Linked DNA regions of Homo sapiens: region 2 is linked to region 1. A link is a contact called in ENCODE Hi-C data. All regions are on one chromosome and are shown on one strand. The core of a region is the stretch at or near the end of the contact, and the rest is flanking DNA. Distances in the headings are between cores, read along the strand shown.

Region 1 (6,309 bases), core at 2,174-4,673:
ATATCTATGGTAAGCACTATGGTAGTTATGTAGTAAGCACTATAATAATGTGTATATGTATGATAAACACTATATATATATATGGCACTATTCTAAGCACTTTGCAGCTATTCATCTATTCAGTTATCAATCTTCACAACAAACTATGAGTGGGCTCCATTATGATTCCATTTTAAGATGAGGAAATGGAGGCCCTGTGCCAGCTAGTTATATTTGCTCCCACAGATCCATTTGCCCCCCCTCCTCTGGCATGCTCTCCACCCCAGGAGCCAGGTCTAGCTAGACCACACAGACAAGCTTCTGTGTTCTGTGCTTTTAGTTGGGTTTAGCCAGTAAGGAGCCTCATCAGGAGAATGGAGGGAGAGAAGGGAGAGTGAGGACGTGCACCCGTTACCCTGGTTTCCTCCCTACAAGATGACGGTGACTGTCTGGGTTCCCCCACCTGAGGACACAGCTGCTTTCAGAACAAGGCTCTGCAGCCTCTCTCTCCCCTTGTTCCTTCTGGCCCAGTGCTGGGGACAGCTCTAACACTGCTGGTCCTGTGTCCCTGCACTGGCGCCTGTGTTTTCCCCATGCTCCACCCACATCTTTGAAATGATCATTTATAAATACCCCTTCCAACGACCCTAATTTGGTGTTCCATCTGTTTCCTACTGAAACTCTGGCTGATGTGGCCCCTATGGGATTTAACTCTTTTGCACAAGATCATCCAGCCAGGAAGGGACAGAGCTGGGGTGTGAACCCAGGCAGTCTGTCCTGGTGTCTGTGCTTCTAACCACCACCTAAACCTCTCCATGGAAAGAGCACTGGTCAGTAACCCAGAGTGCTGGTTTGTGCTCCTCTGCCAACTGGCCATGCAGCTTTGAGCAAATAATGAGATCTCAGCTTCTGTTTCTCAGGCATACAGTGAGGTGGTTGCAGTTCCTTTTTGTTCTAACACATGGCTTCCCAAATTCCCACTGTAAGTCAGTCTCTTGCAGTCCTGCATTTCCTAGGGCCTTTCTTTGCTATTAGTTGTCGCTGTGAAAGCACAAGTTACATTCAACTCCCCAAAACAACTGAGGACACAATTTGCAGGGGCAGTGTTGTACTAAATAAAGCTGTGCTCCATTGTGAAGGTGTTCCGCCTCAGGAAACCGCTCTTTTCTCATTCTAGTTCAAATGTGCGTCCCAATTTGCTTGTCTTATTTATTTATGTTCCTTCCCTCTGAACTCCATTTAATTAAATAACCAGAAAAAAAAATGTGTATTCACTGTGAGTTGCCATCTTCATTCAGAAAAATGCTGAGCACACCAAAAGCCAGCAAAGTTCTTGTTTTTGCAATTCAGTGAAGCCTGCTTTCTTTTTCATAAGCACCAAATGACTGCATGCATGCCAACCACGGAAATTAGGATTTGGTTTTGGTTGGAAAAAACGATCACTGACCTGAATCAAATGTCAGTTTTACTCTAGGTGCAAGAATTTTGTGATTGAAGAATGCTGTTTAGGGATAGGTTCTGCCCATCAGTTTCCCAGGGAGCTGGGCACAGTGGGTTGGAGCAAATAGAGTGAGGGAAGCTTGAATGGGACTAAAGGGGACACAGTGTTGGGACACACCACATGGGAGACAGGGAACACAGCTTGGAGAGATCTTGTGGACGCAACCACCACAAAAGAGGATAACTCACAAGCAATCCTGCTGCCGCCACCCCCAGCCTAACACCAAGGCAGGGGAAGGCTGAGAGACACAAGATTGATAGCATGTATTTAATGTGAAAAATGTTGGAGGGTCTTAGTGGACCACAAGTTCACAGAGTTGGTGATCCTTCAAGACAAAGAGGTCAAGGTCCAAAAACTTAAAGTTTTCGTCCAAAGTTATAAGGCTTGGGCAAAACCAAGACTCAAACTCAGACTTTCTTAAAGTCCATGCTCATTCCTTTATACTGTAGGTTCCCAGACCTGGAGAATCGAAAATACGTGTAGATTCCCAGGCCCCATTCCTGACCTCCTGAATCAGAAAATTCACAAGGGTAGCTTAGGAATCAATATTTTTGCTTTGGAACGCATCAAAAGGATACAATGTTGGGATTAGCACCTAAATAATCAGGGGACAGGCAGAGTATATGGGACCCCAGTAGAAACTAGAGTGGCCATTAGTTGATAACGGCCAAAACTGAGTGATGAGCAAATCGGGTTAATTTTACTATTTTCTCTGCGTACTAAGCATTGCGGGAGGGACTGAGTAAAGTGTCTCTAAAAGGGACATAAGTATTGTCTTTTTCCCAAACAGTCAGCAGAGCTGTTGCCATCAAGCATTATGAAATGTGGGAAGCAAAGGGCTGGAAGAATCTCGAAAAGTCGAATCTCCCCACTGCATGCTGGCATCATCACCATAACCACTCTCATCGAGAGGATCATCTGTTGGGGGCAGGATTTGCTCTTTTCCTGGGCTTACTAAATAACCAGCAGAGGGAAACACACAAGAAAGTTTGGCACATTGGATGTTTCCTCAGGCTCAGCACAACCAGCTCCACCTGCCCAACATCACACGAAGAGAGTCAACACTGCAGGACCTGACACAGGCAGGGGCCAGCCACCCTGGTGTTGGCAAGCAGCCCACCCAGGAGACAGAACTCCAGGTCTGCCTGATGGTTCACATCATGTGCAGGGCCAGCGGGGGGCAGTGGCAGCAGAGCATACAAACACACTGACTTTGGGGAGGTGCAGACTTAGCACCAAGTCTGATTTGGTCATTGCTGCGGGCAGGTTGTCAAATCTCTGGGAGCCTCCATTTTCTTACCTGTAAAATGAAAATAATAATACAGTTGAGCATCCCTACTCTAGAAATCCGAAATCGAAAATGCTCCAAAATCCAAAACTTTTTGAGCATCAACATGACACCACCAGTGGAAAATTCCAACCTGGTTTCATGTGACAGGTTATAGTCACAACTATGTTTCATGCACTAAAGTATTTAAAATATTACACAAAATCACTTTTGGGCTATGTGCTGCATATAAGGTGTATATGAAACATAAATGAATTTCATGTTTGGACTTCAGTCCCATCCCCAAGATATCTCATTATATATACGCAAATATTCCAAAATCTGAAAAAATCCAAAACACTTGTGGACCCAAGCATGTCGGATAAGGGATATTCCACCTGTAATACTGCTGGTGTCCTGGCTTGGGAGGATTTCTGGAGGTGGTGCACAGGAAGCATTTAGCAGAGGGTCTCATGCATGAGGAATGGGAGTTATTCTTCTTATGGAATCTGCTCTCTGGCTCTCGGGCCTCCCTGGAGCAGAGGCTGCCCAGTCTCTGTCTGCAGCCCCATCTTCCACTTCAGTGTGCTCCAGCTTCAGTGTGCTCCAGCGGACTCTGGGGCCCAGAGCTGCATCTCTTTGCCTGAAGCCTTTCTCTGTAGCCACAGAAGGTCATTCTGCCCTCAGGCAAGGCAGTCCAGGAGGAGAATTAATGAGAGAAGCAATCTTTGAATCCTGCACGGAAACACTGAAGCTTCTCCCACCCACAAGGTATGTGTGTTCTGCTGGCTTCCAGCTCCCTGTGGCATTAGGCTCCTGTTACCCACAGCCATGGCTGCTGTGATAACACACCCTGTACCGGCCACATCCCCTTTCCTGTCTCATTTCACTACTCCCCTAATGATGTTTTCCTTTACCTCCCAAGGAAGCAACATGTGCTTGTGTCCTTTCCCAGGGATTGCTTCTGGGGGTAACTCAAACTAAGGCATTGCCCACTACCCGCCACGTTCTCCCGATTTCTTCAGCATCTCAGGCTCCTCACTCAAGCTGACTTCAGATCTCATGTCTCCCTCCTCCTGCCCTTTTGGTGGTGGCCGCTGTGTGCCATGGCCAGATATCCAGTGGAGGCCCCTCATCACAGCTGTGGCAGATGTGAACTGCGTGTCCCTGCCTTAGGTGCAGCCTGCGTGGGGTTCCCCACCACGGTCTAAAGCCTCTGAGGTGCTCCCTGCATTCCTGCAGGTAGGCTGAGTTTCTTGAAGAAATGGGGAATGTGCTTCTTTCCCCCAGCTCCGTCATCTGGATTCTAAAGCAGCCCACTTGGACCCAGCCCAGACCAACCCTACAGTCTCCTGTGGTGCTAGCTGGCTCAATAATGTATCTTTATTTGCCCCATCCACCTCCCAAATAAATCACTGTGCTCAAATCTTTGCCTTGGGATCTGCTTTGGGGGCCCCCCAAACTAAGACAGCTAGAGTTTGAAGGGGTCTTGGTAGCAGAGTTTTGTGGGATTCTGCTCTTGGATCCTTTGCTGCTCAGAGGGCAACAAGGCCCCGGTTTTCGGTGGTAAGTGGGTGGTGATGACCCCTTGGCATGCATCGTGACTGTTAAGAATGTCTTCACTTGGTGAATAAGCTACTGCAGCTCCACCCAGTAAGCAGCCGGAATGCCAGGGTGGATGCGGGTCTTTGGTACACTGCTCTCTGATGCTGCGGCTAGGAATTCCCACCTACCACATTTCTGCCCTGCCAGTGGCTCCCAGTTAGGCTCTGGGGCGGGGGGCAACGGGAAGCTGGAGGAAAACTGGAGGCTAGAGAAGAAAGAAGGGACATGCTCCTTCTCATCTCCTCCCTTCCTCTGGTGTCAGGCTCATCCCAGCAATGATGCATCACCTTTGCACTCACAACACTTGGTTCCAATAGCAACAATTGGTTCCAGTTAATGGCTTTGCCCAAACCAGCTTCATGGCACCCCTCAGGGATACAAGCACCAGTTAGCTGGTGCCCTCTACTTAGACAAAACTCTTTCCTGTGTGCCCCCCAGTACTGGGATGAGAGCTGCATCCTGCCGTTACCATCTCTGTGATACCTCAGTGAGGGTGGCCAGCAGTCCTGCTCTGCCTGAGACTAAAGTTTTTCCCAGAGCACAGTGCTTTAAGTGCTAAAACTAGAACAGTCCTGGGCAAACTGGGATGGTTGTTCACCCTATCTCAATGTGCCCATTTAGACCTGTCTGGTTCCTCAATTCTTGGTATTAAATTCTCTCTGTAAAAATAACTAATGTGGTTTAAAACTCCTGGCTGGGCTGGAGCCTGGTTGATACAGGAAGAAGTGCAGGTGCTAGAGGACGCACCAGCTTGTGCAATAATATCACTAGCATTTGAGAGCTATGGTGGTGACAGCACATACAAGTGCGGTGGAGATGATTGTTAGGTGCATCAATGCCCTGAAGGGAGAAAATAGGCCAGGCTGAGTCAGCTAACAACCAAAGTAAGCACAGAATTAGAAGCCAGAAAATCTCTATGACAGCATGTAACAGCTAGAGCCAGTCCTAATGCACTGCCAAGATAGTGCCTTACAGCTTGCAAACAATAATGACCTCCTGTTAATGCCAAAACTGCCTTGGCAGCAAAAAGGGTAGAATGTCTAGCAAGGTAGGCATACAAAAATAGATTTATTATGTAAGACCAGAGAATCTACCAATTAACAAGGCTCTGTAACTGGATGGCACATCCTGCTGAAAATTAAGCTTATGATCTGATAAAAGAATAGCAAAGTCTGAATTTGTGGCTCCAGCAAATGTTCTGTGTCAAAGTCAAGGGGCTGATAAGGAGGAAGAGACCTGAGGACCTGAAATGAGGACTTTCAGGTAGATGTGCTTGAGAACCTTCAATCCTCAGATTCCCTGGAACTCTCTCGGCTTGCAGAAGTGGCCCACTTCCCTTGTAGAGAGAAAAAGCCTTCCCTTACCCCAAGACCATACAAAGCCCTCACTTGAGGCAGAGGCTTTCTGAGATGATGAGTACCCTTCTCAAGATTTCCTCCACCAGCCCTCACAGCTTCTAGACCAGGGGTCAGCAGACTTATTTTGTAAAGAGACAGCAAAAAATTTAGGCTTTGTGGTCTGTACAGTGTTTGCCATAATGATTCAACTCTTCCATTGTATCACAAAGGCAGCATAGACAATATGTAAATGAATGGGTATTTCAATAAAACTTTATTTACAAAAAACACACAATATTTGACACATGGGCCATAGTTTGCCAATCCCTGTTTAGGCCAATAATTGGTACATGCCTTGGAATGCCCGATGAGAGAATTACTGTCATCGTTTCAGAAAGGGATGTAACATCTAGCTAATGTGTACCAACATGACCCAGGAAGACATGTTTGGGGCTGAATTTTGAGAATGCTGGACTGAAGGAGAGTTTATGGATATGTGGGCTGTCTCCTGTGGCTCAGGATGTAGTGTCCTGGCAAGAACACCTAAGCCAGTCCTGATGCACTGCCAAGATAGTGCCTTACAGCTTGGAAACAATAATGACCTCTTGTTAATGCCAGAA
Region 2 (6,057 bases), core at 815-3,314, 57 kb after region 1:
GAGGGTCTCTGTTTTCATTGAAATTGCACACATTTTCAGGGCCTCACGTTGTTCTAAATGCTTTTTCTTCCAACTCGAGAAAGTCCAACCGTATAGCACAAAGCTCTCAGCCCATTTCCCCAGAACGGCTGAAACTTATTGCAGTCATGCTGAAAATGGCTCTAAACATAATTAAGGCGCTTTTTTTTTCAGCACCCTGAACATTTTTCTCTCTCCAGATAATGTCTTGGAAATGGCCCAGAACCCTATGGAGTTGTAAAGGCAACAGGATCTTTGGTATGGTTACATTCCAAAGATGCCTACACGGGTTTATCACATCAAGAGGGGAAGAAATAAAACCTCATTTCTGCAGCCCCCTCCCTATCACAAGCTCCTCCATGGACGGTGTCATGCAAAGCTGGAATGAGGCCTGAAGTAACTACAGCAACACAAATGCCCTCTCTCCAGGCAGGCTCAGGGTCTATCCTCATATTTATTTGGGGGCAACATTTTAAATAACTTTCCCTACAGCAAAATCATTCCAGCATTCCTGGTTTGTTAAAATACACTTCATCCCAGGTTACCTTTTACCAAATGAGAGCCGATGAAGGGTGTTTCAAAATGGTCAATTCAAGTGTATTTCTGCTGTGGCAGGCCCCTCTCTGGCCGCTATTGTTGGGGTAATGGAAGCGTGAGCCTGTAAATCCAAGATTAGCCCTGCTTGTGCTCACCTTGACGCAGTCTTTGAGTCTAATTCTGCTGGGCTGGGAACTGATAAGAGGAAAAAAGCTTTGCTCACGGGTTTAGTTCCTGACTCTGAAGGACTGGAAAATGTGACGGATATGAAAGTAAAAGTGTCCCTGAAAATGTCTCAAGGATGGGGCACAGCCTCGTTGGTAGGGACTGATGGAGAGGGGTTGAATGGGCAAGCTCAGGGCCTTGGTGCAGGGCACAGGTGGGGACGGAGAGGTTAGACATGACCACTGGGAAGAGGAGTCAAGAGGAGAGAGCAAGGGGTGCTCCATGGCTCACCCATTTTCTGTAACTACCACCCACAAGGATTTGAAGTGGCTTCCAGTAAAATTTGGTTGACAAACCTGCAAAACTAAAGAAGTAAAAACGTTGCTTGTGTGACAAAAGGGGTAGGGGATCATTACATCCAAAAATCAACCATAGGGGAAGCTACTAAAAATAAAAACAAACTTCAGCTCTGAGCTTCCAGAAATGCTGGGGGGGAAGGGAAGCATCAAGTGTCACATAGTTTTTTGCTTAGCAGGACACCGTGGGAGCAAGCAGCATACCTGAACCCCCGGAGGCTAGCACAGTGCCCAGCACATAGTACGCTCCTGGAAAGTATTTGTTGATTGAATAAATGGGCCAAGAAGCCTGCAGATTGCGCCTACGGGGAGCCTGCCAAAATTGTCATTGATGGCTGGCAAACAAAGCAGTGTTGGGGAAAGCGAAAAATAAGAGAGTCCTCAAAGGGACTGGCTGCAGAATTGCAACTAGCACGACTTCTTTCCACTTAAAAACACGTCATGAAATATAACATAGAAAAAGAAAAGTGCACAAAACATATGCGGTCAATTATAACCAGCAGGCAGATTAAAAAGTAGAATAGAGGCAGTCTCTGACTCACGATGCCTTGACTTACGATTTTTTGATGGTGTGATCAATGGGGTTACAATACTTACAGTGGGGTTACAACACAATCAAGGAACGTTTGTGTTACCACGATGGCAAAAGCCCCCAAGACATCCTTCCCATCCAGAGCGATTCATTGTCTTGTTATTCAGCCCAATAATTTCCTTGCTTTTCTTTGTATGTTTGCCACCTATGTATTTCAAACCTAAAAATATGGCTCTGTGTTTTCTGTTTTAGGATGAATGGAATTACACCAATGTATTCTTTTTTCCTGATTCTCTCACTCAGGATAATGTTTGTGAGTCTCTCATGTTTGCACAGCTGCAGTTTGGCCATTATTGTTGGATTGTGTGAATTACACTTTATCCACACATGCTCCTGTCAGTGGACATTTGGGTTTTATTCCAGTCTTTGGCAGCCTGCGTGGGCTTTCAGGCCAAATCTGAGGTACATACCCATGAGCTCTCACTTCTGGTTGACATGTGCTCAAGCTCTTTTGGCCAGCAGGCCATAGCTGCCCCATGAAAAACACCTTGGTTGCTGCCCAGCAACTCCAGGGCTCTTGTGAGGCTCTAAGTCCCCACCTGTCCCAGAAATCTGTGTTCTGGGAACCCAGTGACTGTCCTATGGCCCCACACCTGCAGCTGTCTTTCTGGCTCAGACACTGAATTCTCTTTCACTCAAGTTTTACTCTATTTTCTTGTGTCTGGATTTCACCTCTGCTGTGTTTTCTAACTCATGGGCTAATGCTATCCAGCCCACCTGACAACAGTGGCTGGGTTGCCTTCCCCTAAATTTGAAAGGGAATTCCAATTGTTGCCCCAGTGCCCGCTATCCGCCTGGGCTCTCTGAATCTGATCAAACATGTTTATTGGTTTTGAGGACATGAACAGTGTCTACTGCATCTTTACAGCCAACTGAGGAATGACCAATCGGCCAGCTTCAATGAATCCAAAGTCAAGGGATACAAATGTAAAACTCTCCCACTATTTGATGCAGCCACTGTCTCTCAATTATTTCATTAAATGAGTTACAAATACTGTTTTATCTCAACCCAAATTGAATAATGAAGGAAATCAGATTCATCAATTCAATTAACCAACATTATTGTGTACTTAGCATGGCCCAGACACCCTTGTTGAGTGCTTTGAATTTAATAATAAGACAAAAAAAGACAAAATGCTGGGGAAAGTGTCGTTTTTAAAGTGCAGCCTGTCCCTGTACTGTAACGGTGGCACTACAGCTCATATTTAGAATGTCCAGTAAGGGCTTTTTGCTTGTGCAAAGGTATGGCAGAGAGTGGTGGGGGGCGGCGATCATAACAGAGGGTGGGGAGCACCCTTAGCAGGAGAGTGGCCGTCTGCATCACCAGGGGAGGGAGGGCTTATAGGGCAGACTTGTTTGGCTGGAGCAGATCTGCCAGCCAGAATTAAGAAGACTGATGGCCAAAGGAAGACCCCGGACAGAGAGAAGGTGGGAGGACGTGGGGAGTGGCTTTTCTGAAGCTTTCTCTTTCTAAGTTGTTATTCACCCCATGTTACCCTCAACCTTTCGTAAAACTTTGTTGGACAGTGTGGTTTACTGTTGGTGGGGCTGGGTAGCAACAAAGATTGTGCCTGATGGGGACAAGGGACAGGGCAGCCCCACTGGTGCGAACTCGCCCAGAGCAGCTGTGGGAGGAGGAGGGAAGGGGCCTGTGAGAGAGGAAGAGCAATGGGGCCCTGCCTTTCTCCGTCACACCAGCAAGGGCTTGGGTCAGGGGAGTTGACGTTCCCGAAGCGGTTAACCCAGGAGTGCGGAGAGCTTGGGACCTCTGGGTTAAACATAATGAACATGGTGGAGTCCCTGCTCTCAAGGCATTCCGATCCAGATAGAGGAACCAGTCTGCGCACTGATGTGTAAAGCACCATGTTGAGCTCCTGGAGGAAGAGGAAGTTGCACCTGGGGAAGGCTTCCTGGAGGAGGCAGTCTAGAGGCCTTGAAGAACAAGACATCTGGAGGCCAGGCCGTGTGCAGGTCGTTGTGACGGGTGGCACCTAGGGCGTATGGGAACAGCAGCAGTGGGAGACAGGTGAGCATGTCAGTGCCAGGCCACTGGTTCTCTGATTGCCCGGGTTCTGTGTTTCTCCTTCTCTCACTGTTCCTTGCTTCACGGCTTCTCACGGTGCTGCCCCAGAGGATTCGCACAGGGAGCAAAACTGGAATCCCTGGGCTCAGCGCCAAATGTGCAGCCCCAGGGAGCTGCTGAGCGGTGCCAGGGGCCCACCTTGGCCCAGGAACGTCTTTGAACCATGTGAGGCCATGTGTGTGTCCGGCGTCCCGCTCGCCTGCGGTAGCCACGTAGACTCCGCGTCCCCCCCAGGCTGGATCCTCTCCAGGCTGCAGTGGGCTTGTTCTGGCAGTGCTGTCCCATAGGCTGCCCTTAAAGAGGAGGCCTCTGAGCCGGCCCTGACCAAGTCACCAACCCCAGCTGGAAGACCCACCAGGTGCGGTCGGCTGGTGCCCGCCCTGTTGCTCATGGAGGCAGCAGCTTCCTCACTGCTCCTCTTCTAATCGGTCAATGATTTCCAGAGGCAACAATAACTCATGTTTTTACTGCTTGCTTGAAAGCCTGAGCCTCCCCTTCCCCATGAGCGAGACTATGACGTAACGGAGGCACGATTGAAAGGAAAGTTCGGTGAAATACAGCCTTCCCTGTATTTCAGTGTCCTCATATTTTCAAAGAGAATAGAAATGGAAGTTTTTAAAGTTGGCCATTCATTTCACGCTGCAATGGGGAGTCACGAGTCCTTAATTTTTGCATAAACTCTGTTAGAATTTAGTGTTTTCAATTTAGACAGGTCAACTCATCTTTTTTTTTAAACTTAATTTTCCCTTTTATAAAATACAGTATTGTCGTTCCCAACCTCTTTCCCTAAAAGGATGTTAAAATCCAAACGTTTGGTCAGCTTCACCCCTCCTCACCCCAATTCCCCATTTCTTGACATACATGTTTCAGACAATGATGTTAAGGCTCCCCTGGGCACCAGCCTGGGGGCCATCTTTGACTCTTTCCCATCTCCTGTCATCTGCATTCCATCAACCGCAAGTCCCATCCACTCTTTCCGCCTCCCACTGCCCAACCACCCATGCCCTCCCCAGGGGCAGCTAGCCTCTATTCCCCATCTGCTTCCTCCCGGGCTATCGAATTCACCTCCCGAGCAGTCACCTCCTCAGCATGTGTCTCCTCCAGCCACCTACATACTGCTGCCGGGTCAGCTTCCCAAAATGTCCTTCTCCACAGATGGTCCTCTATATCAGTGGTTCCCCACCAGCGCGATTCTGCCTCCAGAGATGTGATGGTGTCAGGAGATGCTTGTGGGTGTCACGCGGGCTTGTGTGCTGCTCCTGGCACGTGGAGGGTAAGAGGCCAGGGATGCTTCTGGACATCCTGGAATGCATGTTGCACACAGCCCCTTCCACAAAGAATGAGCTGTCCCAGAATGTCAGTAGCGTCACGGCTGAAAACCCTGCTCTAAGCGAAACCCTTTCATTGGCTTCCTAGAACTGATTAAAAAAAAAAAAAAATTACCCTGGAATCAAGGCCCTGAGCAATCAGCCTTCCAACCTGGCTCCAACTTTATCTTCTTTTAGCTCCCAACATCCATGTCCTGCAAGACAAATACTCAGGTTGAGACTAATGGGTTCTTGAAGACTCCCCAGGTCCCCACTATCACCCCCACCCTCAGCTCACAGAGAATGTGAAATGCTTTGTGTCTGTCTCTGCCACCTGAGCAAACTATGCATTCCCTTGGATTGCTGATTGCCTTTCCACCTGTAATGAAGACACTATGAATGGCCTCCTTGGGGTCAGAAACACTCTCACTACCCCAGAGACTCAGTGACTGCTGAGGAAGAAATTCCTAGAAAGAGGAATGAGGCCGGGCGCGGTGGCTCACGCCTATAATCCCAGCACTTTGGGAGGCCGAGGCAGGTGGATGGCTTGACGTCAGGAGTTTGAGACCAGCCTGGCCAACATGGTGAAACCTCATCTCTACTAAAAATACAAAAATTAGCCAGGCATGGAGGTGGGTGCCTGTAATCCCAGCTACTCTAGAGGCTGAGGCAGGAGAATCGCTTGAACCAGGGAGGCAGAAGTTGCAGTGAGCCGAGATCGCGCCATTACACTCCAGCCTGGGCAACAGAGCGAGACTCTGTCTCAAAAAGGAAAAGGAATGAGCCCTCTGGAAGAACATGCTATTTGAGTCCAAGACACTGTGCTCAAAAGAGCTCTTGAGCTCCTAGCAGCACTTGGTATACATTAACAATGAGACCACCCAGCTCTGCAGACCCCAGACACACTTTGGGATACACCACAGTGTCCTGTATTTCTCATCCAAGACCACCCTGGCGCCTGTACAGAGCACTGGGTCTGAGTGTATGTTCCCAGCACTC

What was found. A loop is a pair of places that touch in the nucleus more often than their neighbours do.
Region 2: a loop to region 1 is called in a map of astrocyte of the cerebellum, with 2.0 times the contacts of the local background. The contact joins the enhancer-like site here to the promoter of LINC01682 in region 1. A Hi-C loop is called at or near these places in 1 of 168 maps with a recorded cell type or tissue (astrocyte of the cerebellum).

The regions. Positions count from the first base shown.
Region 1 is chr1:229,882,395-229,888,703 of GRCh38, forward strand. LINC01682 (long intergenic non-protein coding RNA 1682) reads right to left here and starts at 3,424. Exons shown (of 2, transcript NR_146476.1): 1 at 3,146-3,424.
Region 2 is chr1:229,940,612-229,946,668 of GRCh38, forward strand. No RefSeq gene overlaps it. Among named protein-coding and RNA genes, the nearest start is that of LINC01682, 58 kb to the left of the region's middle. Within about 2 kb of position 2,065, at least 3 of the 41 ENCODE cell types and tissues checked have a DNase peak (open chromatin) inside an H3K27ac peak, as active enhancers do.